2 separate regions of the Homo sapiens genome follow, and region 2 is linked to region 1. Evidence: chromatin loops called from intact Hi-C (ENCODE). Cell type or tissue: chondrocyte. All regions are shown on one strand. Each heading gives the region's core, and the rest is flanking DNA. Links, peaks and the distances in the headings are about the cores only.

Region 1 (15,287 bases), core at 1-8,000:
CTTCCAGCTCATCCCATGAAAACTCATGAGCACAGTGTGGAGTGTTTTATCTACAGCCACTCCCTTTTTGACCCTTCCCCCAAAATAGTGAGGGAGAGAAATGAAAGAACAGATCTGGGGCTTGCCTTCAGCTTCACTGTGCATTTTTGGTCATTTTGGTCATTTTAGAAGTCATCTTTCACTTGTTAGGATGTTACATTAATTGGGAGATGCTAGTCGTTTTGTTCATGGAAACCAGAGTATCCCTTTGAAGTATTATATTCTTCTAATCTATGAAACTGGCCCAGGAAGTAACAATGGGAAGTGCTGGAAATGGAATTTAAGAAGTCCACCTTCTTAGTCCTGTGCTTAAGCAGAGAGTCTCTAGCAGGGAGCCTCTGCAAGCATTGTGTTCTGTTGTATCAATATGTACTTAGATATGTTAATCTGAATTAGGGAGTTGATTGTACATAATGACTCCCCTGGGTTGCTATGTTAGAAGAAAACCCAAAACTTAAGTAGTTTGCTGAATATGCATAGTAAGTAAAAAAATTCTTCCAAAATTAGTGTTAATTGAATCTGAGCCTTGATCTTCTTTGAACCTTTAATTTTTTATTTGATCTTTTAAAAAAGTTTTGTGGCCTCTTAAAGATAAAACCTACAACCCAATAAAAGTCATGCTGTAACGATTGCAAAAAGACCATTGTATGAGACCCAGTTTTGGATTATCATAGGCGAAGAAGTCAGACATATATGGTTGTATGTACATGTGTATAGTATGTGGGTGGGGGTAGATACATACCTGTTCATCTGTATACGTATGTGTGTGTTTAATATATACTTTAGTTTGCCTTTACCCAGATGTCTCCTCCTCTCTCTGCCTCTGGAAATGGGGCAAATTTTTCTTCAGTTAAAAACAGAAATAGAAGCGACGGTTTTGACCCATTTTACACCTATTTATTTCAGGCTCTCACCACACACTTGTTCATGGGCGCAGCAAAGAAGAGGGATCCACAGAGCTGGAGCCATGAGGGCTGACACATTGGAATGAAAGCTGGCAGAATTCGTAGGGAGAGCTTTCCCATCCTGCCAGCCCCATGTCTGGCTTTAAGACAGTTCTATTAGTGAATTAACTGTTCTCAAAACCCCAAATTAATTTGAACCGAATGTTACTAAAAATGAAATAGAATAAAGTGACCTACTCTTGCCTCATCCGGAGTTATTACGAAGGAGCTCCGCAGCCTGACTGAGCTCTGGAGAGCAGGGCTCTGTGCACACGCCTCCTGGTCCAGAGGCCTCCGTGACCATCCATGATGCCACTCTGTCCCCTCAGCAAGCTGCCTTTTTCTTCCTAGCACCTGCCCCAGCGGTGGTATGTTTTCCAGTCAGTTACCACCTGTCTCATCAGAATGGAAGCTCCATGAGAGCAGGGCCTTTGTCTTGTCCCCTTGTATCTTCAGTGCATAGGACAGTGCTGACACAGTGCAGAGTCTAAATAAACGCTGTTGAACGAATGTGTGGGTCACTTGCGTCGCATCCTTTCTGAATGTTTTTCCTTTAACTTGCCATTTATAAATACCTTTTCCAATGATAAAGCAGTGAAAGTTTGGAAAGAAGCATAAAGCTTTTGTTGTGATTGAAGTAACTGGAAGCCTAGTTCAGGGTGCTGTGAGAAGCTGGAGCATATCAGGACTTTGGAATTATGAATTACAGACTTACTATATGTGATGGTATCGGTGCCTCCTGAAGAAGTAGAAGACAGAGATGCATAGAAACATGAGTCATGTCTCTGGAATACTGTAATATCGACATCTAGTGAGAGTCTAGAAAGAAACATGGAGAAATAAAAGGGAGGCAGGAAACAGGCAAATACTTAGTGGTTCTCAGTTATTTAAGGTAAATTTTGGCATCGAGTAAACAAGATAAATCAAAATATTTTCTAGATCAAGTAGGCATTAACAAAGATATAGAGGAAACTTGGAGGCGATTACTTAGATAATACTAACAGAAGTACTTTTGTTCCAGATACCTCCACAGATGCCATGGTTACCCCGTCTTTATTCGTTGTGTGTTGGCATAGGCCAGAATACCAATATTGTTCTTAAAAACCTTTGAGGAAGTTTTTCTTTTTTTCTTTCTTTTTTTTTTTTAAGCAAAGAACAGAAACAAAACCAAGGAGACAGTATCCTGTGATGTAGGCTGTTACCTCAAGGTGAGTTTATTTGTAGCACTAACTTGTAACGAATTGTTTAAAGAACTGAAACTTCTTTTTAGGTATAGCTTATTTGTCAGATTTTGTTCATTTCAGTGTAAACTTCAGTTATTTATTACACACTGAGGGAAATCAACTAAAATCAGGAAAACCAATGTCCAATTGAACTTGAGTTTTATTTTGCATAGAGAAGTAACCAATATTTCTGATCAAACCATTAAAGCTGTTTCAGTTCCTTTTAAATAAAAGCAAAGGCTAAATTTTTTACATACCACAAAGCAAAATAAAACGAAAAAACCTTTGGTCATGATGCATTTTTTATTCAACTGATTGCTGAATTATTTTGATTATATAATCTTACACTCTTATGAAAGTATAACAAGTATGAATTTTCTGAGGTGAAGAAATAAATGTAGAAAGCAGTTAATGAGGCAGAACTCACAAATCTGTATTTATAGTTTCATGGCAAATAAATCATAAGCAGAGGATACAGATGTAAAGAAAAATTCTTGATTGCATTCAAGAAATGCAAGGTCGAACTAACTTTTTACTGAAATGGAATTGTATCGCTGCTCAGAGGGATGTGGGGAGTAAAGTAAGTGGGATGTGCTTAGAACAGCAAGCTAGGCCGCAGTGCGCACTCGTCAGTGTCTGCTGCTTGTCTTACGAGGATTCTAGCACAGAAGATTAAATCATGTTTTAATCATGCTTAATAAATGGTACTGTAGTTTTATTATGGTTAATGTCCACTTGTAATTCAATGAAGAGTGGCTTTTTAAAGCAAAGGAGAAATCAGCATGTTTTTCTTGGCGCTCTTATATTGTGTGTGTGTAGAAGATGCTGGGATGGGTTATCCATACGACAACCCCTGTGACCAGAGATGCAGGAGCACATGCATCACTCTTAGTTTTATTTTATTTGTTTTATATGTTATTTTCATAAATCTGAAGGTTTGATCAGCTTACTGTTTTTAGTATTTTCTGCTGCTGCATGTGTGTACCTTTAAGTTTTGTAGAATTAAATTGAAAATTTTGACCAGCAAATGCTTAAAGCCACTGTCAAAATTACATAGTTAGCACTTCATTGATTTGAAGGCTAGTTTTCATTCAACATTCCTGCAGTTTGTGTGTGACCTGATTTTAAAGAGCAGTTCCATGAGTTAGTGCCCTCTGGTGGCACACAGAGGACGTCAGGCAGAGAGGGACTCTGACCCAGGAGCCTTCCGGAGGCTCTGCTGAAGAGAAGCCAGTTTATGACTGGCCCTGTAATTTCATATTTTTTCATGTGTTCAGTGCTCGTCAGTTTCCTACTCCATTAAGCCATGGCCCTGGCATTGACTCAGTACCAGCTTTATAGCAAGTCTTCAGCAGCTTAGGTTGTGAGGGAATTTCCAGGTGGACTTGATATAAGAAGGGATTACCAATGTTGAGATTTCCCATGAGGAACCAGGACATCCATTTTTGGATGCATCTCTTAGCTCCTTTTGAAGAGCAGACCATGTCACTTCCTGGGTTAAGGAAGGAAGGCTCCCTGATGGCCTTTGAGTGACTGACTGGCACAGCTTGGGGTGGGCCTTCAGTGGGTTAGTCTTTGATAGGCCTTTGTTTCCCATTTTGGTCTTCCCTGGAGGGCAGCCCACCTTGCCCACTTAGGCTCTTGGACAGTTTTCTTTTTTTTTTTTTGTTGAGGTGAAGTCTCACTCTATTGCCCAGGCTGGAGGGAGTGCAGTGGTATGATCACAGCTTATTGCAGCCTTGACCTCCTGAGCTCAAGTGATCCTCCTGCCTTAGCTTCCTGAGTAGCTAGGACCACAGGTGGGGGCCACCATGCCCAGCTGATTTCTTAATTTTTCTGTGGAGTCGAGGTCTTGCTATTTTGCCCAGGCTGGTCTTGGAACTCTTGGCCTCAAGCAGTTTTCCTGCTTTCCTCCCCAAATGCTAGGATTATAGGTGATGAGCCACCCTGCCCAGCCTGCTTGGCCAGATTCTGTACTCTTTAGGCAGACCAAAAACTGAATCCTGTCATCACTCTGAAAAGTTGTGGGACCTCAAGAAAGTCACTCTTTCATGAGTTTCTTTAGCTGTGAAATAGTCACAGATTCTAAGCTGTCTTTTGAACCTGTGTCAAGAGAGAGTTGTGAGGATGATGTGAGATGATGTGTCTGAGAGTCCTGACACATTGACCTATGCAGACTGCTGCTAAAGACATTTCTCTTTCCTTCCTCAAAGGCAAGCCTCCCCACCTTGATTAGAAGGTCATTAAAAAGGAACTTCATTTGACAATAATCCCATATTTATAATGAAGTTGCTAAGATAGTTTGGAGTGCCCATAGATCCCTTACCTGGTTTCTTGTGCAATCCCCACTTTTATACTGTTGAGTTTCCCTGATGAGTTTTCATATATATAATCTCTGTGAACTTGGATCAAATTTGGCTTAAATGCCTATTTACCACTTTGCTAAGACAGAAATGTTTGCGCTCAGTCCCTGAATTCCATTGTAGATGTGTTGGCATTTGCTTCCAAACCATCCTTCTGGTTTTAGCTTGCCCTGTGTCTGTGGTCATTTGACATTAGAATAGCCTTCTGTGATCTTCCGGGATCTTAACACCTAAATATTTTCCCTGCTTGTACAGCTAATGAGTTGTGCAGCCTAAGGAAACATGGGGTAGTCAGTTTTCATCAGTATTTCAACTAGGCGTTTTTGCCATCTCATAGCTACTTCTCAAGCAATTACAATTTAAGTCAAGGTAGTAGCACCTGCATCTTCAAAAAACAAAACAAAAAGTTTTTTATCTTCAGAAATAAGGAAAGAAGCTTATTGGACTTCCCAATAGAAAGTCCACCAGCCAATTTTAATACATAAATAATCTATGATTAGCATTAGTATATGAAAAAAATAGTAGCAGCTCAGATTTTATGTACTTCTGCAGTTTAAGAAAGTGATGCCACAGACAACATCTCATTTGGTTTCTTAGCAACCCTGAAAGACCAGCAAGGAGAGCTTCGTCCCTCCCTTTTCATGAACCTGAATGTTGTAAGGGAGGCCAAGGAGTGGCCTGGTGAGACTGCACAGCCAGAGTTAGAGCCCAGGTCCACGTGAGTCATTGTACAGACACATCCTGAGCACCAGCCCACCCACTTCTGCCATCAGGAGGCTTTGAAACTGCTGTGGTTCCCCTCTTAAAATGGCTAACCTCTACTTCAGCAACCTTATTTATGCATTCATATACATAATCATTCTTTAAAGTCTAGTAGACAATTTTCACATTTTGTTTCAGCCCAGATCTTTACTAAATTTTGTGAGATCAGCATTGTTGGGCTTGAATTAACCAAACTTCGCCATACTGTGCCTTCAGAAATCCCAGATTGGGCGGGTTGTGAGTTCATCTCATCCTCTTCCTGACATTGACACTACCAGCACCATCAGCAGGCTCTGGGATAACTGCGGCCCCCTCTGAGAGGCTACATCTTGTTTGCGATCTGTGGGTTACATATTGTGCTAGAGATAAACCTTGACAGTAGAGACGTGTGACATATTTTTTACAAGAGTCACTGAGATACTTGAATGAGAAGATGATGTAGTTTGAAAAAGTGATAAATGGGCCAGGTTCTTGAGAAACTAGCAGAATGTCTTATTGAAACCTTGGGATCCAATCTGAAAACAGAAATGAGTCTTCCAAGCAAATTTTTTTCTTTTCTTTTTTTTTTTTTTTTTGCAAATGTGGTGGGGGTAGATGCTTTTATATAAATTCTATACCTGTTTCTGTGGTATAAAAATCAAATTTTGTCCTCTTTTGCCTCGGTTGGTTGGTTTCATTTTCAACTAGGTCTCCGTTTCTAACAGCATCTCAGGTAACTTTTCTGAAAAATGTGGGTTCAGAGGAGCTCATGTGCTGGTGGCTGTAGTGGCAGCTAGTTCTAGACTATGAGATCTCAGTGACCACTTTGGTGGGTGTTTTGTTTTAAATCAACAATAGAGGTGAATCTGTACTACAAAGTAAAATGTATGAGTAGATAGGTTTTCATGTTTTGAAGTTTTTTATCTTCAGAAATAAAGAAACAGCCTCATTAAAGAACTGTTAAAAAAAAAAAGAGCTGTGGCCGGGCGCGGTGGCTCACGCCTGTAATCCCAGCACTTTTGGGAGGCCGAGGCGGGCGGATCACGAGGTCAGGAGTTCGAGACCAGCCTGGCCAACATGGTGAAGCCCTCATCTCTACTAAAAATGCAAAAAATTAGCCGGGCATGGTGGCGTGCCTGTAATCCCAGCTACTCAGGAGGCTGAGGCAGGAGGTGGAGGTTGCAGTCAGCCGAGATCGCGTCATTGCACTCCAGCCTGGGCGACAGAGCAAGACTCCATCTCGAGGAAAAAAAGAAAAGAAGAAAAAAAAAGCTGTTTGTCTGTTCTAGCCTGGCACCTATGAGTTCTGGAGCAGCACCCAAAGCCAGTTCCTGCTGGCTTTCCTAGGAGCCTCTTTGGCGTGGGTGGGCGAGCTGCTCCCTTGCAGCAGTTTCAGATGTCACTTGAGAAAAATATTTGTTGTTGTTTGGTTGCCCTCTTCAGTTGTGATGCTTTTAGGAAGTTAGGAAACAGATGAGACAGTCTGGCTGGAATAAGAGGGTGGGTAACCACTGATCTGAGATCATCCCTGTTGATTAGGTTTGCAGAATTCTAAATGGAGATTGTAGCTTCACATGCGCACTGAGGGGGTTGTGCGTTTTCATAGGCTTATGTTCCATCGGGCTTCTGCATGATCTTGGAAGAGAGAGACTAGGTGTGGTTCTTGGCTCTGTTGGCTGGTGGGTTTAGCTGTGGATCACTTAAGAGACCCATAATCCTTGCTTTTGTACCGTTCTGTATTCCGTTTGTCAGGCTGCGAGGGAAGGGGGTTTGTGCTAATTTGTATCTTACTGACCCTGACTGGAAAAGAGATTAAGATTTTGGTTGTATAATTAACATAAATGACCAAAAATATCAAGCCCACTCCTCACACAGGTGACCCAGGCATCCAAATATTTACTCCAATGATTAGTGTCTTTCAGCTGTAGATGGGCACTTCTTTCCTTTCCTTTCTCCTCTCTCTTTTCTTTACCCACCAGATAGATTCACACTGAAAGATTAAAACAGGCTGTGGGATTTAAATGCTGAAAATGAAGATTGATGCTTTCAGGTGCCTTGTGGCAAGCACAATTAAGTGAACGGAGAACTGGGGCAATTGTTTATTTGAAGGTTGGTGTGACATATGAATGAACTTATTTTTTCAGTACCCACCCATCTACCCGGAACTGAAATAGGCATTTGGAGTAGGTTTTGCATTTTAGGTTCAATTTTAAGAACCAGCCATTCACTGTGAAAGCGAAGTTGCTGGGAAGTTTGTTTTAAGGATGATGCCACCCTCTATTTCTGTGAACCCAGTAAAAATAGCATGGAATAAAATTTAATTATGCTATACTGAATATTTCATGTGGAATTAAGGGGCAAAAGCTGCCTTTAAAAAGCATTAGGTTTGGAAAGAATAAAGGCTTTGTAGGTTCTTTGGAAGATACTATAATTAAAAGATTTGCTCAAATGTATTTTTCCCTTTTTGAAGAATTTAAAGAAATCCATCCCTCCCTTCCTAAATTGATTACCTCTCAAGCGTCAGCCCTTCTTGGCAGTAAATACGGTGAAGCTGCCGCTGTGCTGATTTGACGGCTTCTTTCTGTTAAATGTAAAATAGTTTTTTAATCTTCTGATTTAGATGTTTAATAGAAAGTAAACGTTTGACTTGCTTTGGTTTCTGCTGAACCTGTATTTAAATCCACACAAACAGTTTGAATAAAGTGAAAACATCACTGGACTAGCTATTTTAAACATTTCAGGATATAAGAATGCTAAATGGGGGTTCCTTTTAAAAATAGAAATGGCGGCTTGCATTTACATAATTACTGCTAACTAGCACAACATTTTAAATGGTGACAAACTCAGGGTAGAAAAAGTATCTGTTTTAAAAGCCTGGTAAAAGGAAGCAGAAAATGCTCTGTGAGCAGCTGCTTCAGATGGAGGGTCTTTGCAAAGCCGGGAGACCAAGACTTTTCAGTAGGGAGGGCGAGGTCAAGGGAGGAGGCAAGAGGTAGCTCAGGCAAACTACTTACAGGCCCTGAGCCTGTGTGTGGGCCTGAACTCACCCACCTTTCATTTTGGAGCATGATTGTCTAAGTATTAACACTTAAATCTGCCTTGGTGTCTGTCCGGACAGGGTGCAGTGTTCTCTGTCCGCTGTTAAAAGGTGTCAGGTGAGGGTTGAAGTTCAAAGTTGGTGAAAGAGCATGGAAGAATATTTATGAACATGAAGGCTGAGATTCACTTAACACAAACTCATCAGTAGTTCAAGCCAGAATCTCAGGCCTGTCCTTGATTCTGCCCTTTTTTCCCCATCCCAGACACCCATCTTTCTCCTTCCAAAATACATCCATCTTTGCACATCTCTGCTAGTACCACCCTAGTCCAAGCCACCTTCTTTTCTTTGCCTGGAGATCTGTCACATTTTCCTGTGTGGACTTCATGTCTCCAGTTTGCTCCCCTTGGAATAGATTCCCCATGCACTAGCCAGGGCAATCTATGAAGAATGTAAATAGGATTCGTTCACTAGCTTAAACCCTACAGTGACTTTCTATCCATTTGGAGTCCGGTCAGCATGAATAATCTGGCCTCTGCCTCTCCATTTCCTACCAGGTGCCTCTTCCCTCTAAGCACCCTTCCCATACGGGGAATCCATCAAACATGATTCTTTTTTGCATTCGCTGTTTTCTCTACCTAAAATTATTTCCTCTCCTCCCCATCTTTGTTTGCTGGCTCCTTTGTGTCATTCAGGGCTCACCTCAAATGTTATATCCTCAGAGAGACCCTCCCCCGATAGCCTGATGACAGGTGATAGTCCCCTGTCACTCTGTCATGTGGCAGTGTGGTTTTTTTCGTAGCATTTATTACTGTCTGAAATTGTCTCTTCTTTTTCTTTTTGTCCTCAGCTCTTCCCCATCCTATTAGCTCTTTTAGGGCAGGGGGCCCTGTCTATCTCCTTTTCAGCTATGTTCTGAGTAGTTAGATGTACCTGCAAGTGCCTAGGTATCCATTGATTAAATCAGTGCAGGAGCGGAACCCTGCAGATCACTAATGCCCAAGAAGAGCTCCCACTTGGTGGAACTAGCTGCCTAGAAGCTGCTCCTCAAATTCTTGCCCACATTTTTTTTGAACCGTTTGGGAAAAAAACTGCTCTAAACTTTGCCTTTTAGGGTTGAAAATTGAAATTTGGGGATTCACAGAATGCTTGTACTTAAACAGAATCAGCCTGTGTCCCTAGAAGGACATGAAATTCCCCTAGTTCACCCCAAATGAGATGAAAATATAATTTCCTAGCATTCTTGGTCCATAGTAGGAGTTCACCAGTGGCGATCTGCCTCTGTGTCCTTCCTGGGGCAGTGGGATGGCACTGCTTGCCTTTGCTGAAGACTGAATTTGAATTCCCTCAGATCCAGCCTTCGGAGCCAGATAGCATTTTCTGTGATTTCTCCTGTGGCGTGTCTGGCCGGGATGCTTTCTGTGTTGAATGTTCATTTTGGGGTTAGGTAGCAAATCTGTTAAGATAGAGATATTTGCGGAAATCTAAACTTTGGTCAGCCACTTTTCGTTTCATTAGTTTTCCACCTGGCAACATCCAAGCGTTCAGGAGGAAAACATGGTAATGGCTACTGATACCTAGGCAGTTGTGATTCCTTCCCTAAAGAAGCTGATGCAGAGGGTTCAATTAACTACTTCTGAGGAACCCTTTGCATCAGCTTCCTTAGGGAAGAAAAGAATCACGTTTCCAACTCACTGAGTCTCAAATGTATTATGCCACTCCAAGCTGTTTGTTGAAGTATTTACTTTGGTCTTGAATATACTCGTTGGGGACTGGATTGTAGAACTCAGGAGACCCATCTGCTTGGCAGAAGCTCCCCTGTGCAACTTTTCATTCTTGTTGCTGTCTTTATCAGGGCATTATTACAGTGATTGGGTTGTGCAAGGAGAAACAGTAACTTCCCAGTTAATTTATAGTGAAATGGACCTTTTTAGAACTGAGACCTAGAGATAAAGCCATGGAGCTGGAGGATTTCAGTTGCTTTTGAGTGAGCATCAATTCATTAGACTAGTTTTAAGAGAACCTCTCCCTTCTCATGTTTGACCAGAGCTGAAGATGCCTCGACTCTGCCTGGTTCCCCACTTGCCTGAGTAGAGAACAGGTTCAGGTAGGAGGGAACAAACAGGTTGAGCACAGGCAGAGTCAGGAAAGGGCCTGGCCTGTTCAGGATCAAGATGTGTGAAATGAAGGTGGGAAGATGGGGGTGGAAAATGGGTTTTGACCAACATATGGATGGTCTTGTGTGCAAGAAGCATGTAAGCACAGCAGATTGTGTTCCCATGGTGACAAGCTGCTGAGCCACTGTGTGTTTAGGGTCAGTGTGGGGCGGGGAGTAGTGTTGGAAGTCCATGTCAGTCATTGGTTTCCTAGTTAGTGCAAACTCAATAAGCCTGTATTTACTGGAAGCCATTTTTCTCATATATACACCCCCAGATTGTATATCGCTTTTCTGATTTGACTTTTTGGCTGATTGCTTTTGAAGTTAATGTGGTTTAGTCAACTGAATGTTCTAAACATCTCCCTTTACCTACCTGGTCGGTACTCCTGGTGAGTTTTTGAAAGGCAGTGTCTTTCCCACAGAGATTAATTAGAAGTTAGTGTGTGCAGTACACTTGACCCTATGTTTGACACACATTCAGTATATGGTGGTGATTATTTGTTTGAAAATGAAACAGAGCTCTCTGATGGAACCTGAAGAAGTGGGATTGGCACTTCTAGATGGATATATGGGTTGTGTTTAACTGCTTTGAATGTTAGTAAGGGAAAAGTATCCACTTACTATTGTTCATTTCTTTTTTCCCAGCCTTAAGAGCCAAAATGATTTTCTGCCCACAAACGTCTTGGTTTTCTTTTTCTAGCCTGTCTTTTCATGGCTAAGATATTTGCAGAAATTTCTGGCTAGCCACCAGTCCATAACTTTTTCTCTTCTTTGCAGACACTGTGTTTAGTGGTATCTGAAAAACCCTACGAATCCAAAGTTGTTTACCCTACGAAAGTTGAGATTCCAGTTCATTTGCTAACCTGCAGTTTCTTATTTCTTGTCTTGGTACTTCAGTTGGCTCATTAAATATTTCTTAAAATTGGTTGAGGAGCTTAAATATTTGTTAAAATTGTAATGTGTCCTGATTTAGAGGAAACTAATTATTATGTACATCTTACTAGATCCATCTGTTGCCCATTCCTCAGATACAGTGATAGAAGGAGAGAGAAATTCTGGGCCGGGCACGGTGGCTCAAACCTGTAATCTCAGCACTCTGGGAGGCCGAGGCAGGCAGATCACGAGGTCAGGAGATCGAGACCATCCTGGCTAACACGGTGAAACCCCGTCTCTACTAAAAATAGAAAAAATTAGCTGGGCATGGTGGCGGGTGCCTGTAGTCCCAGCTACTCGGGAGGCTGAGGCAGGAGAATGGTGTGAACCCAGGAGGCGGAGCTTGCAGTGAGCTGAGATCGCACCACTATACTCCAGCCTGGGTGACAGAGCAAGAGCCCATCTCCAAAAATAAACAAACAAACAAAAGGAGATAGAAATTCTGTCTCCAGGCAGATAAGTTATAGTTCATAGAGTGTGAGAGAATGGGCTCATAATGGAACAGTTATCCTGGGTGGAGTTGGTGCTTCGTGATGGTACAGATGCTTTCCAGGGATATGCTCAGGAAAGATACTGGAAAGAGATTTTCCTAAGTCTCATCTCAAATGAGCTTTGCTTTGCTTCAACTGGCCTAACTCAGCAGGCCCAGCTAGCCTGATACCAAGAAGGACCTCCAGCCTCTTGTTGCCTAGCCGACCTCCAAACAGGTAGCTGGCCAACATGGGGCCCCCTGGTTTGTTTTATTTTGTTTGATTTTTTTTTTCTTTAAATGGAATAGATGATCTAGACGTAGCACCAAGGTGCCCCTGTCTTCCATCACCTTCATGTACCTGAGTACCCACAAGCTCGCCTGTGGATCTGTAGGAAAACCAGGTAAGTCTCTAGGATCTGTGAGGTCATCGGTACCGTGGATGCTTCTTCAGGGTGGGGAGGGTTTGCTGCCATTGATAGCCCTGCACCATCATGGAAGCGTGCCCAGTCTGTTTCCCCATCTTTGATGCACTGTGGATGATAAATAATCATCACTGCTGTGTGATGGCTGAGAGGGATTCCAGCCAGTGTGTGCTAGGTTATAGTGTTTTCCTGATGGATGGAGCCTATTCTGGGAAGCAGCTTATTGTCTCACGTGAACAGGCTTTCTAAAATAAATGACTGCTTTCTTAATATTTTGAATCCTTTTCTTCAGCACATGTTTTGTTGCCGTGGTTTGAAAGCTTGCCAAATATATGCCTTTGCACAACTCCCTGTAGGGCTGGGTATACAATCAGACCAAACAGTGTGATTTAAGTTTGAGCATAATTGGGAATTCAGCAATCACTTGCCTTGCATTTGATGGAATGGCAGTGGAGTGCTTGAGAGTTACTTCGCTGTTAAAAAATTATATGTGTATAACGCGCACGCGCGCGCGCACACACACACACACACACACACACACACACACACACACAGAGTTTCACTATCTCATAATAAAGTTGTACCTGAAACCACTGGGCAAAAATAACACTAGCATGATAAATAATTGCTTGATTTTTGTGATGGAGGCAGGAATTAACTTCAACAAATCATAGCAGTTGATACTGTAGATATGACTGAGGACTTAAGTTATATAAGGTTGTGGAATGGAAGAAAATCACGTGGTGGCAGCAATACATTTTAAACACAAGCCCTTGTCAAGTCCTTCATCGGTTGATCTGTTTCCTTGTTTCTGTGTACTTTAGTAATTGAGCCATAAACTTGGTGAACTTGGTGTTGCCTCTGTGTTATACAAGCATCTTTGGATTTTACATTGCCAACACTGTGCGTGTTTGTTGCTGTTGGATTGTCAGTTACCTATAATTGAGACCTTTTCGTGTGTCTCTTTGCTGGTGGGAAAAATGCTGTCAACAGCCCCACTCCCTGCAGCTCTTTGAAAAGTCACATGTGAAATCCAGAGTTTGTTTACCAGGCTGAAAGAGATCACTTTACCAGAAGCTTACAGTAAATATCCAGGTGATAGAGCCTGGAGATACTAAACATATGCTGCTTCATTGCTTGGTACATTGGTAGTCATCAGGCCTGCCACCAGCACTGCAGACTGCACAGGACACAGAGGTGGTGTGTGGAAGGGATAACTTTGAAACTGTGTGTAAGTTATCATAGCCACCAGAGTTTCTTGATGGTGGCCTCCCGTTCCCGTGCAATGAGACAGCCTCCTGTCATCCCTTGTAAGATGGTGTTAATCTGACAAGAAAGGGAAGTAAAAACTCTGAGGTCAGAATTCTTAAGTTTTTTTTTCTGGAATTTTGGACACTTTCTAATAATTGAAAAGCACCTGTCTTTTGGAGTTTTAGACAGTCAAATTAATCTAACTCCAGAATTTAGCCTTTATTTGCAAACAACATGATTATGAAAAACCCATGGAATCTATATAAAAAAAAACCCAAGCACCTATGAGAATAAATGAATTCAGCAAGACAACAAGATACAAGATCAATTGTATTTCTATATATTAGCAACAAACAATTGGAAGAGGAAACTTAAATATCAGTACCATTTACAGTAGCTTCAAAAACTTCAGATACCTTAGAATAAAACTAAGAATATGTGTAAGACCTCTATGCTGAAAACCACAAAATATCTGTGAGAGAAATTAAGAGAAGATCTATATAAATGGAGGGCTATACCATGTATTGAAAGACTAAATAGTAAGATGTCTGTTTTCCCTAAATTGATTTATGAATTCCGTGCCATCCTACTCAAAATCTAGATAAACTAATTGCAAGGTTTTTATGGAAATGCAAAAGATCTAGAAAGACCAAAGCAGCTTTGAAAAAGAGCAAAGCTAGGAGATAGCCTGATTTCAAGACTTCCTGTAATGCTACAGTAATCAAGACAGTGTGGTATTGCAAAAAGATGGACATATAAATCAATGGAACCAAATAGGGAATCCAGAAACAGATCCACACATAGATGCTCAATTGGTTTTTGACAGAGGTGCAAAGGGAATTCAATGGAGAAAGGATAGTCTTTTCAACAGATTGTAATGGAACAACTGGACATTCATGTGCAAATAAAATGAACCTCAACCCATACCCCATACTGTATATAAAAATTAACTCAAAGTGGATCATAGACCTAAGTTTAAATCTATAAGCCTTCTGGAAGAAAACATGGGAGAAAGTTTTCATGACCTTGGGTTAGCAGTGATTTATTAGATATGGCACCAATTGTGCAATCCATAAGAGACAAAACATCAGACTTCCTAGAAATTAAAAAATCCTGTTCTTCAAAAGGTACTGTTTAGATAATGAAAAAACAAGCCACAGACTGGGAGGAACCTTTGTAAAACATACGTCTAATAAGGGATCCATAATGTATGAAGAACTTTAAAACCTTTAAAAACTTTAAAACAACCCAATTTAAAAATGGGCAAGAGAGTTCTCTAGACATCTTAGGATACACAGATGGCAACTAAGCACATGAAGAATGTTCAACAGCGTTATTCATCATTGAAATGAAACTAAAAACCACAATGAGATGCTGGTACACAGTTACTAGGGTATCTTCCCAAAATAAAACCAAAAAGACCCTGGTAATACCAAGTGCTGGTGAACATGTAGGGAAACTGAAACTCTTGCCTGGTGCGGTGGCTCACACCTGTAATTTACCCAGCACTTTGGGAGGCCAAGGCAGGTGGATCACTTGAAGTCAGGAGTTCAAGACCAGCCTGGCCAACATGGTGAAACCCCGTCTCTACTAAAAGTACAAAAATTAGCCGGGCATGGTGGTGGGCCCCGGTATTCCAGCTACTTGGGAGGCTGAGGCAGGAGAATAGTTTGAACCCAGGAGTTGGAGGTTGCAGTGAGCAGA
Region 2 (15,287 bases), core at 2,518-10,517, 760 kb after region 1:
TCCCTATACAACAGCCAGGGCACAAAATGCCAGGCCCACGTGACAGATGAAAAGAGTGAGGTTTGGAGACACAGAGCATGTAGAGGAAGAAGCAGGCCAAGAGTGGGCCAGGACCGGGTCTCCGGGGCCACAGACAGGAGTGGAGGCCGGCTGGGGAGGGAAAGTATGGAACAGGGGAGGGGTGGCGGGAGCGGACCCTGCCTCCTGCCTTGCCCATCCACGTGGGATCTGGGCTTAGCCACCACCTCCTGGACTCAGGGCCTGCCTCGGCTCCCAGGCTGGGTGGCAAATAGATGATGGTAATTGAGCTGGATTTCATTTTGTCAGCAAAGTGGTGCTTTCTGAAGCATCTGTCAGGTGCAAATCACAGAATGCAAAACACCGAGTGAGGCAGGGAAGCTGGGGCTGCTCCGTACTTTGTTGCCGTGGCCACAGCTCCCGGCAGCCGCTGGCGGCTCTCAGTGGCTTCTCCTGCCCCCTGTTCAGCGGGGCTCGGGAAAAACAAACATGGGTCTGGGGCTTTCCTGACCCAAGAAGAGCATGGGGGCTGTTTAGTGGTGGACACGTAGCCCACGGGGTTCAGGGACATTGATGGCCAGGGCTCAGGGCAAGGACCTGCCATCAGCAGGGCCTGAGGGGGTGGGTCAGTGGCTCACTCAGAAGCAGAACTGTCCCTGGAGCTGGGCTGGAGGGAGGAAGCAGCTGTTGGTCACCATATACAGCGGGGGGACTGAAATATTCTTTCTGCGGCTGGGAGGAAAGGTGAAGGTCCTGTGCCTGGGAGGGCCCAGGCTGAGGCTACGGGCACCTGCGGTGATGCTAATCCTGAGAGTCCCCTGGGTGCTCGGATTTAGGGATCTGCTCCCAGCCTCAAGGTTGGGGATGAGGGTCAGGAGGGACAGAGGGGTCTGTGTGGCAAGGGAGGCCCCCCAGTGGGTGACAGCCCTGCCCGCCAAGGGCAGGACCACAAGACTGAGCTTCCTCACGTGTCGTCCTTTGAGCCAAGTACCCCGTGGGGAGGTTTGGACCAGGCTTGCCTCAGTGCTTCTGCCTGGAACCTCGAGGCAGGCAGCCCAGGGACCTCCTGAGCTCAGACCACACCCAGTGGCAACCTTCTTAACTGCAGCCCTGACCACATCCCTCTCTGCTTAAAACCACTCAATGCCCATTCAATGCACGCTCAATGCCCAAGCTCCTGAGCACAGCCTGCAGCCCCCCCACCCGCAGCCCCCGGCCTCTGCAGGACTCTGCGCCCTTTCCACCTGCTGTAGTCCCCACTCCCCAGAGCCTGCTGCCTCTCCACCTGCCCCTCTCCCTGGCTCTGCCTGCTCACCCCACCTTTCCCTCAGCTCTCAGCCTCTCCACAGGCCCTCCCACCACCCAGCTGGGCCTTCACACCCCTGTGCCCTGGCCTCCTCGAGCCCCCACGGGGGAGATGTCAGCTTCCCGCGCTTCATCAGGAGGGGCCTCGTGAGCCTCTTCAAAATGCTGCCGAGCACCGGGAAGCATGGGGAAATGGCACAGCTGCCCTTGGGAAGCCCTCCGGCTCTCTGCACAGTGCTGGGTGTGCACAAGGCCCTGGAAATAGCCCTGGAATGGTGGGGGGGAAGGGACCTGCCCAGGGTCCTGAGCAGAGGACAGAAGCTGCAGTGTCCTGGCTCTGGGAGCCGGGGCTGCTGAGTGGCACTTTCCCAAGGGCAGGCCAGAGGCTAGGAGTCTGGGGCACCGGTGCTGCGGGCCCTGCTGTCAGGCCCGCCTGCCTGCCTTCGTACTCAGTACATAGGGGGCACCTCACTATGCAGGGCTGGCACCGGACACTGGGTCCTGCCTAGACCCCGCCCCAGGGGGCCTACTGATACTTTCTCTGCCGCAGAGCCTCAGCTGGGCCAGCGCTATGACTGCTGACCAGGAATGCTGGTGCCCCCTGGCCAGGGCGGTAGAAAGAGTCAGGGCTGGCAAGTCAGGAGGCAGGTGCTCATCCTGGCTTCATGGCTGCCCCTCTACACAGCCCCAGACCAATGCCCCACCCTCTCTGCACCCCAGTACCCCTTCTATAAAGGGGTAGCAAGAATCTAGCAGCCTCTGCCCTAAGACCAGCACTTCCAGCCATCTCAGGGGGCCCGGCTCAGCTCCTCCACCCCTGCACACCATGTCCAAGGGGCTGAGGCTGCCAGCCTGTCCCATTTCTTGGGAGGTGGAGTCACTCCAGAGGGCTCAGCTTGGTCCTGCAGAAGCTGCCATGGCTGAGTGCACTCCAGGCCTGCAGGAAGTAGCCTGGAACCTCCTTTCTGGGGCTTAGTCAGTGCTTTCAAAATTAGGGTCCTAAGTACTCTTGCCTTGAAAGGGTGACCAGGGTCCAGGTGCTTCTGAAGCTCCTCCCACCCCTCAGTGTTTACATTTAGAGGGGAGTTCCTGCTCAAAACAAGTCTTCAGTCAGGAGGAGGAGTTGCCTTCCTGGCCTTTCTGAGCCTTCTGTCTGCTTCTTCTTAGGTCACTAGAAGGAATTCCTCTTGTCAGATTCCACTGGAAAATGAGGGCCCCTTTGCTGGACAGAGGCCCCATCCATATGGCCGGGGAGCAGCCCCAATCCCCTGGGCCCCAGCAAAAGTTCCAAGAGATTGTGTGAGCCAGAGATTAGCCAAGGAGGTTCTCCCAAGGGAAAAGATGCCTTTCAAGGTGGCTCCTACAGTCAGAGGCTGCTAGCCTGGGCCTTCCCAAATTCTTCTCGACACACACAGACAGCCCTTCTCCTTCAGCCATATGCTCCCCATTTTTCCTGGAGCTGCCCATCCATCAGACAGGAATGCCACCTCCAGGCTGGGTGGGAGGAATTAGGCTTTATGAACTCCAGGGGGTGGAAACCAGTCCGGAGCCAGCCTCCAATGCTGAACTGGAGGGAACTGTGAATGCCTGCTCAAAAATCTGCAGTGCATCAGAAAATTATGTAAAACTACAACAAACTCCCCATAAATCTAATAACACTCAGCTCTCTGGTGTCTTGGGCTGGGGGAAGCAGAGCCGCACACAATTCCTTGGCTCGGGCGTGCGTGTGCACGGCTCTGACAGAAACACAGCCCGAGAAACAGCCCTGGAAATGCGGCTGCAGGAGAAGGCGCAGATGACGATCAGGCTTGGAACACACAGAGGGCACCAGCTAAGTGTGTGTGTCCGGGGACAGCAGAGGTGTGCTGAGAGCCAAGAAGACCTCAGATTTGATTCCAGAATCAGGCGGGTCACCCAACACTGGAGCCAAACACATTAGCTTCATCCCATTTTCACATAAATCGCGTGCCTTCGAAGACTTCACAGTTTGATTTCCTGATGTTTCCAAATTTCCCTGCCCGCCAGCGGAGTTGTCAGCGGTTTAATCACAATGTCGTGCTCCCCAGGGCTGAAGGGAGATGGGTCTGCAGCCTTCACCTCACCTGCTGTGAGATGGGGGCTCCGTGACCTTATGCCCTGGGAATCTCACCAGGCTGATTCAGAGAATCCCATCCTGGTCCTTGCAGCTGTGCCCTTTGGTCAGAAGGGGGCTTCCCTTCCACCTGCAATCTGAGGAATGCTTCCTTCAGATGAAAAAAAACACACACAGAAATAAATGAAGATAGCTGATAGGAATTCCCAGGACATTCCCAGAGATCTTTCCTGTCTTTTGGAATCCCTTCTGTAATCATGAGACTATGGGTCCTGCTGCTATGAGGAAGACCAAAATAACAGTGGCTTCAATGAAAGGGAAGCTCCTTTGGCTTTCATGTCACAGTTCAGGGTTGATGTGGCAGCCCCAGGGTCAGGGATCGGCCACCCTGGCTCCCTCCGGGTGGCTGCTCCCCATTCCTAGGGCTTTGCCTTCTTTTACATGGTCCAAAATGGCTACTCCAGCTCCTGCCATTGCAACTGCATTCCAACCAGTGGAAAGAGGAGAAAATAAGGTGGAGGGTGAGTTCCTTCCCTTTAAGCCCACAACTTGCATACATCATTTCATCTCTGGTGTCGTTGGACAGAATTTTGTCATATGGTTACTCCTAGTTGCAAGAGAGTCTGGGAAGTGTCGTTTTTTGCTTTGTAGTTCCATCCTAACGTACTTTGGGGAAAGAGGTTCTGCATGTGAATCATTCAGGGCTGAGTAGAGCTGTGCTTAGCCTGGGGTGCCCCTGTGGGCTTCAGCTTTCTGGCTTATAGTGCACAGAATTGCCCATCTCAGTCCAAGGCCTGGCAATGACTGTCTGAGGCGCCGTCTGAGGCCTGGAGTTTACAGTACGCAAGTGATCTAAAGCTTAGTATGTCTCATCCTGGAAATTCCAGGGTCTGTTCCAATGCAGCTGGTCTGAGAGAGCACCAGATTTGCACCCAGTAAACCCCCATAGTGTGAGTGAGGAGCTGAAGGGGGAGTCCTCTCCTCCCAGATTAGCCACTGAGAGATGACTTTGAGTGGAGTCGACTGCTCTGCCAGGCAGGCTCTGTGCTTCTGTCCTGCCAAGCTGGCAGGAAACTTGCTCAGTGATCTTGGGCTGCTCAGAGCCACAGTGGTTCTAAACTGCCATGCCCCAAACCTTGCACCCTTGGCTCCACTGGAACCTACAGAAAGCCAGATGGAACCGTTTCCTCGGAGAAGATCCTCTCCCTCTGAGCACCCGTGGCTTTCTTCCCTGCCCATTTCCTGGCAGCCCAGGAGGGGATGGCACGCCAGGCATTTCCCAGCAAGCTGTTGGTGAGGTTGTTCCATCCGGAGTGAGTGGCGAGGGCATGACTTCTAAGCTGTGTTCACAGCCCTTCCCGTGTGGTGATCTTGTCCCAGCTCTCCCACCTGGAGGCTCCTCTTGGAGTGCCCTGGCTGGCCAGATGGCCCTGCAGCCATGAGCAAGTCCTAGGCCTTCCTGCAGGCTTCGAAGGCCCGGAAATCAGCAGGCAGCTCCCCCAGCCGCCTCGGGGTTTAGCTCCACCCTGCCTGCCAGCCCCAGAGCTCCGCTGGCATCAGGCCAGAGTACTCAGGCCTCTGGGGCAGGTGTCCTCTGCAGCACTGGGCGGGCGGCAGGAGGGCTGGCTGTGGAATCAGCAGAGCCCCAGGGCCTACGCCCACACCACACAAGTGCTCTGTGCACCTCCATGCTTCTGCACGGGCACACGACGTATCCACAGGCACGAGTGTGTGGGGATTCAGCACCTCCACCCCCACACTTCCTCCAAAAGCAACCTCACCTCCATGGCAGGTGGTGGAGGCCATAGTAAATGTGAGGCCACAAAGGCCATGTTGAAAGTGGAGGTGGAGGCCATCCTGAATGTGGGGTGGAGGCCATAGTGAGTGCAGGTGAAGGCCCTGGTGAGTTTGGTGGGGGCCCTGGTGAATTGGGTGGAGGCCATGGTGAGTTGGGTGGAGGCCCTGGTAAGTGTGAGCGGAGGCCCCGTTGAGGTGGATGGAGGCCCTGGTGACTGCAGGTGGAGGCCATGGTGACTGTGAGGGTGGAGGCCATGGTGATTGTGAAGGTGGAGGCTATGGTGAGTTGGGTGGAGGCCCTGCCCTGGTGAGTTGGATGGAGGCCATAGTGAGTGTGGTTGGAGGCCACGGTGAGTTGGGTGGAGGCCCTGGTGAGTTGGGTGGAGGCCACGGTGAGTTGGGTGGAGGCCCTGGTAAGTTGGATGGAGGCCATAGTGAGTGTGGTTGGAGGCCCTGGTGAGTTGGGTGGAGGCCCTGGTGAGTGTGACTGGAGGCCCTGTTGAGGCGGATGGAGGCCCTGGTGACTGAGGGTGGAGGCCATGGTGACTGTGAGGGTGAGGGCCCTGGTGAGTGGTTGGAGGCCATGGTAACTGTGAAGGTGGAGGCTGTGGTGAGTTGGGTGGAGGCCCTGGTGAGTTGGGTGGAGGCTCTGGTGGGTTGGGAGGAGGTCCTGGTGAGTGTGAGCAGAGGCCCTGGTGAGGTAGAGGCCCTGGTGACTGAGGGTGGAGGCCATGGTGACTGTGAGGGTGAAAGTCATGGTGAGTTGGGTAGAGGCCATGGTGACTGTGAGGGTGGAGGCCATGGTGAGTGGGGTGGAGGCCACAGTGAGTTGGAATGGAGGCCCTAGTGAGTGTGAATGGAGGCCCTGTTGAGTTGGGTGGAGGCCCTGGCAAGTGTGGGCTTGCTTGTGCTGTCATGGCCCCCACAGTCCATCTCCCCTAACACACTGGTCCTCACCTGCAGCCTGTTGGTTTTCCAGGGGCCAGGGTGTCAGTCCTGCCAGCCTTCAGCATCTGTAAGGCAGTGCTGCCGAGACACCACACCGTTTCCAGTACCGGGCCTCGGATGGGGTGGCTGCAAACGGGCCCCTCATTGCTGAGCAGTGGCTGCAGTGGCAGAGAAATCTGCTCAGAGCGGCTGCTTAGCCAGCACCTGCTCTCCAGGGACCCAGCTCAGGCTGGGAGAGGTCGCAGAGCCCAGGATCCCCAGACCCCCAGCCTCCCTCCCTCTGTTCCGGAGGCCCTCGCTGTTGCCAGTACCCAAGCCTGGGGTTGTATGTTCAGTGCGCCTTTTGTTTTCTCATAATTTTTCAGACAAAGACCAAAGATCCAGAAGGGGGGGGGGCTGTGTTTATTTGTTTTGTTTTTTGCTTAGATTGTAATCCTGGTGATTATAGAATATCAAGAAGGAAAATCAACAAAGCCTTCCTTCCTGGGGCTCGCGGAGCCGTTCCTGGTCGACCAGCGCCACCTGGTGGCCAGTGGCAGCGGCCCCGCTCGGAGATGGGAGCCCCAGGGAAGCCTGACTCCCCGGTCCAGGCCACCTGGAGCTTGCAGGCGGGGGCCTGTCCCACCCGCGCCTCTGGACCTGGTGTCTGAGATGTGCTAGGAGGCTGTTTGGGGACCTGCTCTGTAATTCTGGAGTGGTGGGGCTTGGGGTGGGGCTGGAACTAGCAGCAGGAGACCCTAGGGAGAGGTGCCTGTGCCCACCTTTTTTCCTCTCCAGCTCAGTCGATCCTGATCCAGTATCACCTGGCTGGCTGGGGACGGCGGGCTGGGAGCTCCGAGCCTGACTAGGAACAGGTATCCCTAAGGCTCAGCCAGAGCCCATCGAGGAAGGACAGCAGCCAGCCTAAAAGTCCGGACGTAGTGGCTTACGCCTGTAATCCCAGCACTCTGGGTGGCCGAGGCAGGAGGGTTACTTGAGCCCAGGAGTTCAAGATCAGCCTGGGCAACATGGCGAGACCCTGTCTCTACAAAAAATAGAAAAATTAGCCAGATGTGGTGGTGCACACCAGTAGCCCCAGCTACTTGGGAGGCTGAGGTGGAAGGATCACTTGAACCTAGGGAGTTCAGGGCTGCAGTGAGCTGAGATGGCGCCACTGCACTCCAGCCTGGGTGACAGAGCAAGACCTTGTCTAAAGAAAAGAAGAGAGAGAAGAGAAGAGGGCTGGACATGGTGGCTGACACCTTTAATCCCAGCACTTCGGGAGGCTGAGGCAGGTAGATCACCTGAGGTCAGGAGTTTGAGACCAGCCTGACCATGTGGTGAAACCTGTTTCTACTAAAAATACAAAAATTATCTGGGCATGGTGGCAGGTGCCTGTAATCACAACTACTTGGTAGGCTGAGGCAGGAGAATCACTTGAACCCAGTAGGTGGAGGTTGCAGTGAGCCAAGATCGTGCCATTGTGCTCCAGCCTGGGCAACAGAGTGAGACTCCACCTCAAAAAAAAAAAAAAGAGAGAGAGAAGGGAAGAGAGCTGCAAAAACTTTTCCCCCATGGAGCTACAGGTGTGGGCACAGTAAGGAGTGGGGGGATCAGCCCCGGGTGGGAGAGAGAGGGGGTGTTGTTAGAGGGACTCTTTCTGGCCAGCAGTGTTCACTTAGAGGCGTGTTCCAGGGTCACTACCTCTGAGCAGAGACTTCTGGGATAGGAGCAAATGGCTGAATGTCAGGAGTGAGCTCGGGCCCCCCAGGCCACCCAGTTCTGGGGCTCAGAGGGAGCCGAGCCGGCTGCAGTCTTACCCTGGAATCCACCAAGGTCCCAGAAAGCCTGAGCAGAGACAATGGTTCCCCCTCAGAACCACCTGGGAGGGGCTGAAAGGCAGGCCCTTCCCCAGACATTCTGACTCCCTGGGTCTGGAGTGGGCTCCAGACACTGAGTTTTTTATGAAGCTAGGTTCTTGTGCTGGGGTCCCCAGGACCATACTTTTTAAGGAACCCCGGCCTATAGCAGCCTCTGGCGAGAGGCCAGCCAAGAGCAGGACCAGCACCTCTTTGGGCCACAGGCCTCCTTTCTCACATCCAGGTGCGAGGAGGGCAGGCGTTGGAGGCCACACGGAGCTTAGTGTAGCCACACTCCCAGAGGAAGCCAGTCCCCAGCATGCACTAAGTACTGGGTGTACCATTTCTGGATGTTCCAGGACTGTGTGAGGACTTTCCGTAGACTCTGGGTTAAGAAATACGACTCTAGAAGTTTCCTTGTTTTGCAGCTGAGGTGTTGGTGCCGGCACATGGTGGAGCCTTGCCAGACACTTGTTGACTTGCACTTGTGAGAAACCCTGGAGTTGCATAAGAGGAAGCACATCTGTGTCCCCACGGCAGCCCAGACAGCAGCTCGGTCCCTGAGAGCAGAGGCCCGGCTCCCTGCCTGCATCTGCGGGGCCTGGGAGTCATGGGGGAGGCAGCGATAGCGCTGGGGGTTCCTGGAGAGGATTTCCTCTGCCTTTTACCCTTCCCTTTGGGAAGGAGCTGCTGCCATGAGGAGCAGGCAGGGCAGGTTCCTGGAATCTCCAGGTGGGTCCCAGCCCTCTTCCTGGCTCCTGCCAGAATGCCTGCAGCCCCCTTCCAACCTGGCATGGAGGACAGCAGAGGGTGGGCACGGAGAGGCTGACTTGAGTGTGGGGCTTCCTTCCTACTTTGCTCCAGGATCCAGGTTTGTTTTGCAAATGTTGGTTTCTCACTCCAGCTAGTTTTATGGAGCCGATCCGGCCCCCAAGGAGGACTGGAAGAGAAATACTGCTTTTGATTTCCTGTCTCTCCTGGCGTCTTGCTGCCCAGGGCCGCTTCAAGGCCGCATAGCTGCTTCCGTGACAGGAGATCCCCCTTTTGTGGAGTGCGCCCCTGTGCTGGTGTTGGGGATACAGGACCCCACCGACGTCCTGGGCCCTGACTGCTATGCAGAGCTGATGCTGAGCCCTGCTAGGTGCCAGGGAGTGGTTCTGTCAAAGTTAGAATTCATTGCCAACATTCAAATCTCCAGATTTTCAGCCTCTCTTTAAAAATGGAAGGCTCCAGGCCAGGTAGTTGGGAGCTCAGAGGCGGCTGCTCTGTGGACCGAGCCTGGCTTCCTGCGGCGCTACCTCCCCACACACCAGGAGGCACCTGAGTCCAGGAGGCCCTAGAGCAGTCTTACCAGGAGCAAGATGGAAGCATCCAGAATCCCACTTGGTCCCCCACCCCTCTTTCCAAGTGGCCTGGAGGGGCAGATAACCCTGAGGCTCTGACGCTGCCAGGCGGCCGGCACTCCTAGCGCACTCACACTTCACCCACGGTGCAAAGAATTCCCAGCCTGGTAACAATGCCGCTTCGCACATCAGGAGAAGATTCCGAGAGCCTCAGGATGGCTCTAAAGTGCCACTTTGTATGTCACTGAGCACCTTGGAGATTTCCTGTGAGGCCAGTTACAGGGGTAAAGGACATGCCACCCCACACGCTCTGTATTTCCTGATGATGGAGTCACTGGCCGGGCTGGAATGGCGCCTCTCCCTACCCCTCATTGACAATGTCTGTCCCACTTGCAAGAAGAAAGAATACGGGAAGGTCAAGCTCTCAACACCCTGGCAGTCTGCTGGACCCTCCACCCCCGCCTTTTCCAGAGGACGTGTGATGTTGGGACGAAGCCCATGCCCCCTGGCAGAGGGAGGACTGTGATGCCCCAACAGCGAGCACCAGAAATGACAGGCTCACTGGGGACACGGCAGATAGGTCCCCGCATGTGCACACGGTGGGCGCACACTCCATCCCGTCCCCCCTCAGCCTCTGCGCTCCTCGAAATGAGATTTCTGAAAATTTTGTCCTCAGGACCAATAGGCGAATGAGAGTTGAGTGGTGAGATCGGGAAATTGAATAGTATGTGGGTGTCTGGATATGAGAAGTTAAATCTAATGAAAATTTCATCCAGTTGAACCAAGAAATCAGAAACAGGGCCTTTATTCCTGTCAACAAGAATACAGTGAAAATTAAACCAACCCGGCTGCCATTTCCCATTGACCTTGTCGCCATGGAGACAGCCTTCTAGTGTCAACAACACCGAGGACTCCGAAGGGGCCTCATTCACTCCAGGAGAGGCACGTGGCCGCTCCCTCTCCCGTCCGCCTCCGGCACGTGGTTCATAAGGAGAGCAGCCACACGTCCAGGGTTGCTGGAGAGCAACCCAGCCTATACCAGCACCTGGACAAATGACCACAGCACCCTTTGTTGGCTCCCAAGGTGACCTGGCTTGACTAGTTAAATGGCCACCCTCTTTCTGGGTCTTTCTTGGGTGGCAGGGTACCTAGGTGGGTGGACTGGACGAGCCCAGATGGAGGAGGAGGACAGGGCCCCCCACAGCCCTCCAGAAAAGGACACTGCCCCTCGTCCTTGCCACCTGCTCATCACAGCACCCAGAAATCTCTTCTCATGCAAAGGAAGGCCAAGCGTCGATTCCAGCAGGTGCCGCCTGTACAGTTACCATGGTGACCAAAGCTCCAGGTGGCCTTGCCCTGTCATCCTTCCAAGAGTTACTGCCCCACAGAGCAGAGGGGACAGGTAGCTGGTTCTCACCCGTTCCAGGAGCCACCAGGGGCTGAGGCAGACTTCTGGAGTTCTCTCTGTCTCCTCGTCCAATTCCTTTCCAAAGTCTTCCAGGCAGGACTGCGGAGCAGAGAGCTTCCCCTCTTGTGAGGCTTTCCACCCTGGCCTGGGCAGATCTCCTGTGGATGCCATCACATCAGAATCCAGGGGTGGGGCCACCTACCTGGATAGGGCCCAGTGGCATACAGTCAGGTGAACTGGCAAGAGGCAACCACTTTCCAGATGAAGAAACTAAGATCCAGAGGAAACAAAGATCTTGTTCTAAGATCACACAGTGCATGAGGGAAACAGCTGCGGCCACATGGGGGCCCCGACCCCAGGCCAGCACGGTGCTGCCACCCGGTCTCCCACTGTTTCTAAATTCTCGCCTCTTCTTCCCACATAGCCAGCACAGGGCATCGCACTTGGAGGTTTTCCCTGCCCTTTGGGAAAGCCCCACCACTGCATGGGACAGCCATGTCAGGAATGAAAGACAGCCAAGACGAAGCTGCCCCTCAGCCCCCTGCCATCCCTCAGGGGGTCCCCTCCCACCCCCACCATACCCCAAATGAGGAGGCCCTGTCGTGGAGCCAAGCATTGCCCCCACACATCCTGTACCGTCTGGAATGAACCCTTCTTAGCTTCTTTGGGTTTTTATAGAAATTCCCCCCAAATGCACCTCTAACCAGGCACAAAGCCTGCTGCCGTGACAAGACCAGCACATGCCTCAGGGAAGCCCCAGCTCCCAGGCTTGGATGCAGCGTTGCTGAGATGTCCTCCTTGCAGCAGCCTCCCAGGTTTTCTTCCCCCTTCCTCTCCTGCTTGCTCTGATTTTCCAAGAGCAAGTCCCCATCAGGCCCTGCCTCCCAGTTCCTCCCGTGGGAGGCTCAAGGACGAGTTTCTTCTGCCCTGGTCTGGGTGGCTTGGCCAGATGAGTGACAGCTGACCTGACCCCGAAGTGAGGAAATCCCAAGTGGGGAGCCAGGGACTCGGGAGCTTCTGCCCACTAAGGCCCCAGCCAGCAAGGCCTGGCCCCTCTGAGACAGCCCAGCATCTGCGAAGTCAGGGAGGGCAGGAGACGAAGCTGGGCATCAGCTTGGGATGACAGCATGTGGTCCAGCACCAGGACCCTGAGTTTCCTGCACAGTCACCAGCCCCTGGTGAAGGGGCCGAGGGAAACCAGACTTCCCTCCAGGAAGTGAAGTGAGTCTTGCTGCTCACGGCCAGCACCCTCTACCTCCAGATGGGGTCGCTTTTCTCCTCTGCCCACCACCGAGCTGCTGTCCAGTCTTCCTCACCTCCTCCTAGGAGCTGGTCCTGGCAGAGCTGAAAGCCAGGCAGGTCGCCCAGTGGAAAGAGCTTGAATCTGCAGCCCCTCCTCACCCCCTACGCACCTGCTGTGTGACCTTGGGCAAGTTACATAACTTCTCTGAGTCTCGGTTTTGGCATTAATAAAATGGGATAATATATTCTGCCTCAAGGGATCACTGGGAGGTTAAAGATGTCATCTCTAGACCTGAGCTTCTCAAACTTGAGTGTGCCTCGAAGGCCTATTAGGACGTGGATGCTGGGCCCCAAACCCCAGCGTTTCTAATTCTGCAGGTTGGGGCGGGGCCTGAGAATGTGCGTTTCTAACAAGTGTCAGGTGATTCTAGTGCTGCGGGGGCCACACTTTGAGAACCACTGCTCCACAGGAGAGTGTCTGGCCCCGTGCCCTGCCCACAGCAGAGGCTCAGTGGAGTACATAGTATTGTTATTATTTTTTTCCCCTTCTTTTTTTGAGACAGGGCCTCACTCTGTCACCCAGGCTGGAGTGCAGTGGCCCGATCACAGCTCACTGTAGCCTCGACCTCCCTGGGCTCAGGTGATCCTCCTGCCTCCGCCTCCCATGTAGCTGGGATTACAGGTGCCCACCACCACACCAGACTAATGTTTTTATTTTTTGTAGAGACTGGGTCTCGCCATTTTGCCAAGGCTGGTCTCAAACTCCTGGGCTCAAGTGATCCACCCTCCCCAGCCTCCCAAAGTGCTGGCATGAGCCACCACACCTGGCCTTGTTCTTTTTTTCTTTTTGGAGTCAACATATGAAGATGCTCACATACTGCCTGGCATGGAGGATATGTCCAATAACTATCATTGTTTTTGTTGTTATTACTGAGACATGAGCTCTGCTTATAGCTCACTGAGGGAAATGATGAACCAATTAAAAAAAAAAGTGCTAGGGAGGGCATGATTGAGAAATTGGCCATTCACTCATTCACTCTACCAGCCTTTATTAAGCATCTACTATGTGCCAGGCATTGTTCTGAGGATGGGAGATGAGCAGTGAACAGCTTGGCAAGGCCTGCCCTCAGGATCCAAACTCCAGCTCCTAGGGACAGGCATGAGCAGCCAGGAAGGCTATTGTGATTTCTATACCCATAGTTCTCAAACTGGAGCATGCATTTGAATTCCCACGAGGGCCCCTTAGGACACAGGTGCTGGGCCCCATCCTGAGTCTGTGATTCGGTGGGTTTGGGGAGGGCCTGAGAATGAGCCAGAGGCGGGGGCTTGAGCTGGGCTGTGCTGGAAAGAAGGGTGGCATTTAAAGTGGTAGAAGGGCTAGGCGTGGTGGCTCACACCTGTAATCCCTGCACTTCAGGAGGCCGAGGTGGGTGTATCACTTGAGGTCAGGAGTTCAAGACCAGCCTGACCACCATGCTGAAACCCTGTCTCTACTAAAAATACAAAACTTAGCCAGGCGTGGTGGCGCACACCTGTAGTCCAGCTACTCAGGAGGCTGAGGCATGAGAATTGCTTGAACCCAAGGGTCGGAGGTTGCAGTGAGCTCAGATTGCACCACTGCACTCCAGCCTGGGTGACAGAGTGAGACCCTGTCTCAAAAAATAAATAAATAAATATATTAAAAATAAAGTGGTAGAGGAGAGAGGCATTCTGGAAAGCCCCTGATGTCAGAACCCCTTGAACTGTACACACACACACCCCTATACATACACACACCTATACACACATACACTCCTATACACACAAACACACCCATCTATACACACACCGGCACACACCTATACACACACACCTATACATACACACAGCTATACACACACACTCCTATACACACAAACACACCCATCTATACACACACAAGCACACACCTATACACACACACCTATACACACACTCCATGCACACAAACACCCCTATACACACAAACACACCCACCTATACACACACCCACACACCTATACACACACATATACAAACACACCCACCTAAACACACACCTATACCCACACACCTATACACACACCCACACACACCACACACACCCCTATACACACGAACACACCCACCTGTACACATACCCACCTATACACACACATCTATACACACAAATACATCTATACACCCACAAACACACCCATCTATACACACACAAGCACACACCTATACACACACAAACACACCCACCTATACACACACACCTATACACACACCCACACACACCTATACACACACCCCTATATACACAAACACACCCACCTATACACACACCTATACAAACACACCCACCTATACACACACACCCACCTATACACACACACCTATACACACACCTATACACACACCTCTATACACACAAACCCACCTATACACACACCTATACACACCCACACACACCTATACACAAACACACACCCCTATACACACAAACACACCCATCTATACACACACACACCTATACACACACACCTATACACACAGACCCACCTATACACACCGTTATACACACACACACCTATACACACACACCGTTATACACACCTATACACACAAACCCACCTATACACACACCCTTAAACAAACACACCCACCTATACACACACACGTATGCACACAAATACACCCACCTATACACACACACCTATCCACATACACAACCTATACACACATACCTATACACAAACACACCCACCTATACAAACACACACCTATACAACACACATACACACACCTATGTACACACCCACACACATACACACTGATATGCACACCTATACACACAAACACACCCACCTACACACACAAACACCCCTATACACACACCTATACACACCCACACACCTATACACACACCTATACACACACTACACACCCACACACCTATGCACACACACTGATACACACCTATACACACACACCTATACACACATCTATATACACATACACCGATACACCCACACCTATACACACACCTATATGTACAAACACCTATACACGCGCACCTGTACACACACACGTGTGCAGTGCATAGAGCAGGGTTGGTGTGGACCTTTAGCCACAGAGCCTGAGGATGGGGGAGGCCTGAGCCCCCATGCGGGGTGTGTTATTTAGCCTGCTGTGGTTTGAATGTTTTCCTCCGAAACTCATGTTGAAATTGAATTCCCAGTGCAACTGTGTCTGGAGGTGGGGCCCCATGGGAGGGATTAAACTGCTTTACTTAGGGTTTCTGGGAATGGATT

What was found. Hi-C counts contacts between places; a loop is a spot of excess contacts. Peaks named below come from ENCODE experiments on the same cell type or tissue, not always from the same donor. Only the 100,000 strongest peaks of a DNase experiment are listed, where the experiment ranks them.
Region 2: a loop joins it to region 1, with 8 times the contacts of the local background. A loop is called at or near these places in 3 of 110 quality-filtered maps.

The regions. Positions count from the first base shown.
Region 1 is chr1:6,886,709-6,901,995 of GRCh38, forward strand. All of the region lies in intron 3 of CAMTA1 (calmodulin binding transcription activator 1), which reads left to right. Among named protein-coding and RNA genes, the nearest start is that of CAMTA1, 110 kb to the left of the region's middle. In chondrocyte, for the core only: CTCF peaks have their summits at 1,786, 1,987, 3,377 (motif pointing left) and 3,616; no DNase peak of the experiment used is centred there.
Region 2 is chr1:7,640,733-7,656,019 of GRCh38, forward strand. The region is part of intron 7 of CAMTA1 (calmodulin binding transcription activator 1); the gene reads left to right. Among named protein-coding and RNA genes, the nearest start is that of VAMP3, 120 kb to the right of the region's middle. RefSeq lists enhancers at 1-223, 1,325-2,293, 3,079-3,579, 9,971-10,472, 10,473-10,972. In chondrocyte, for the core only: CTCF peaks have their summits at 6,684 (motif pointing left) and 6,913; no DNase peak of the experiment used is centred there.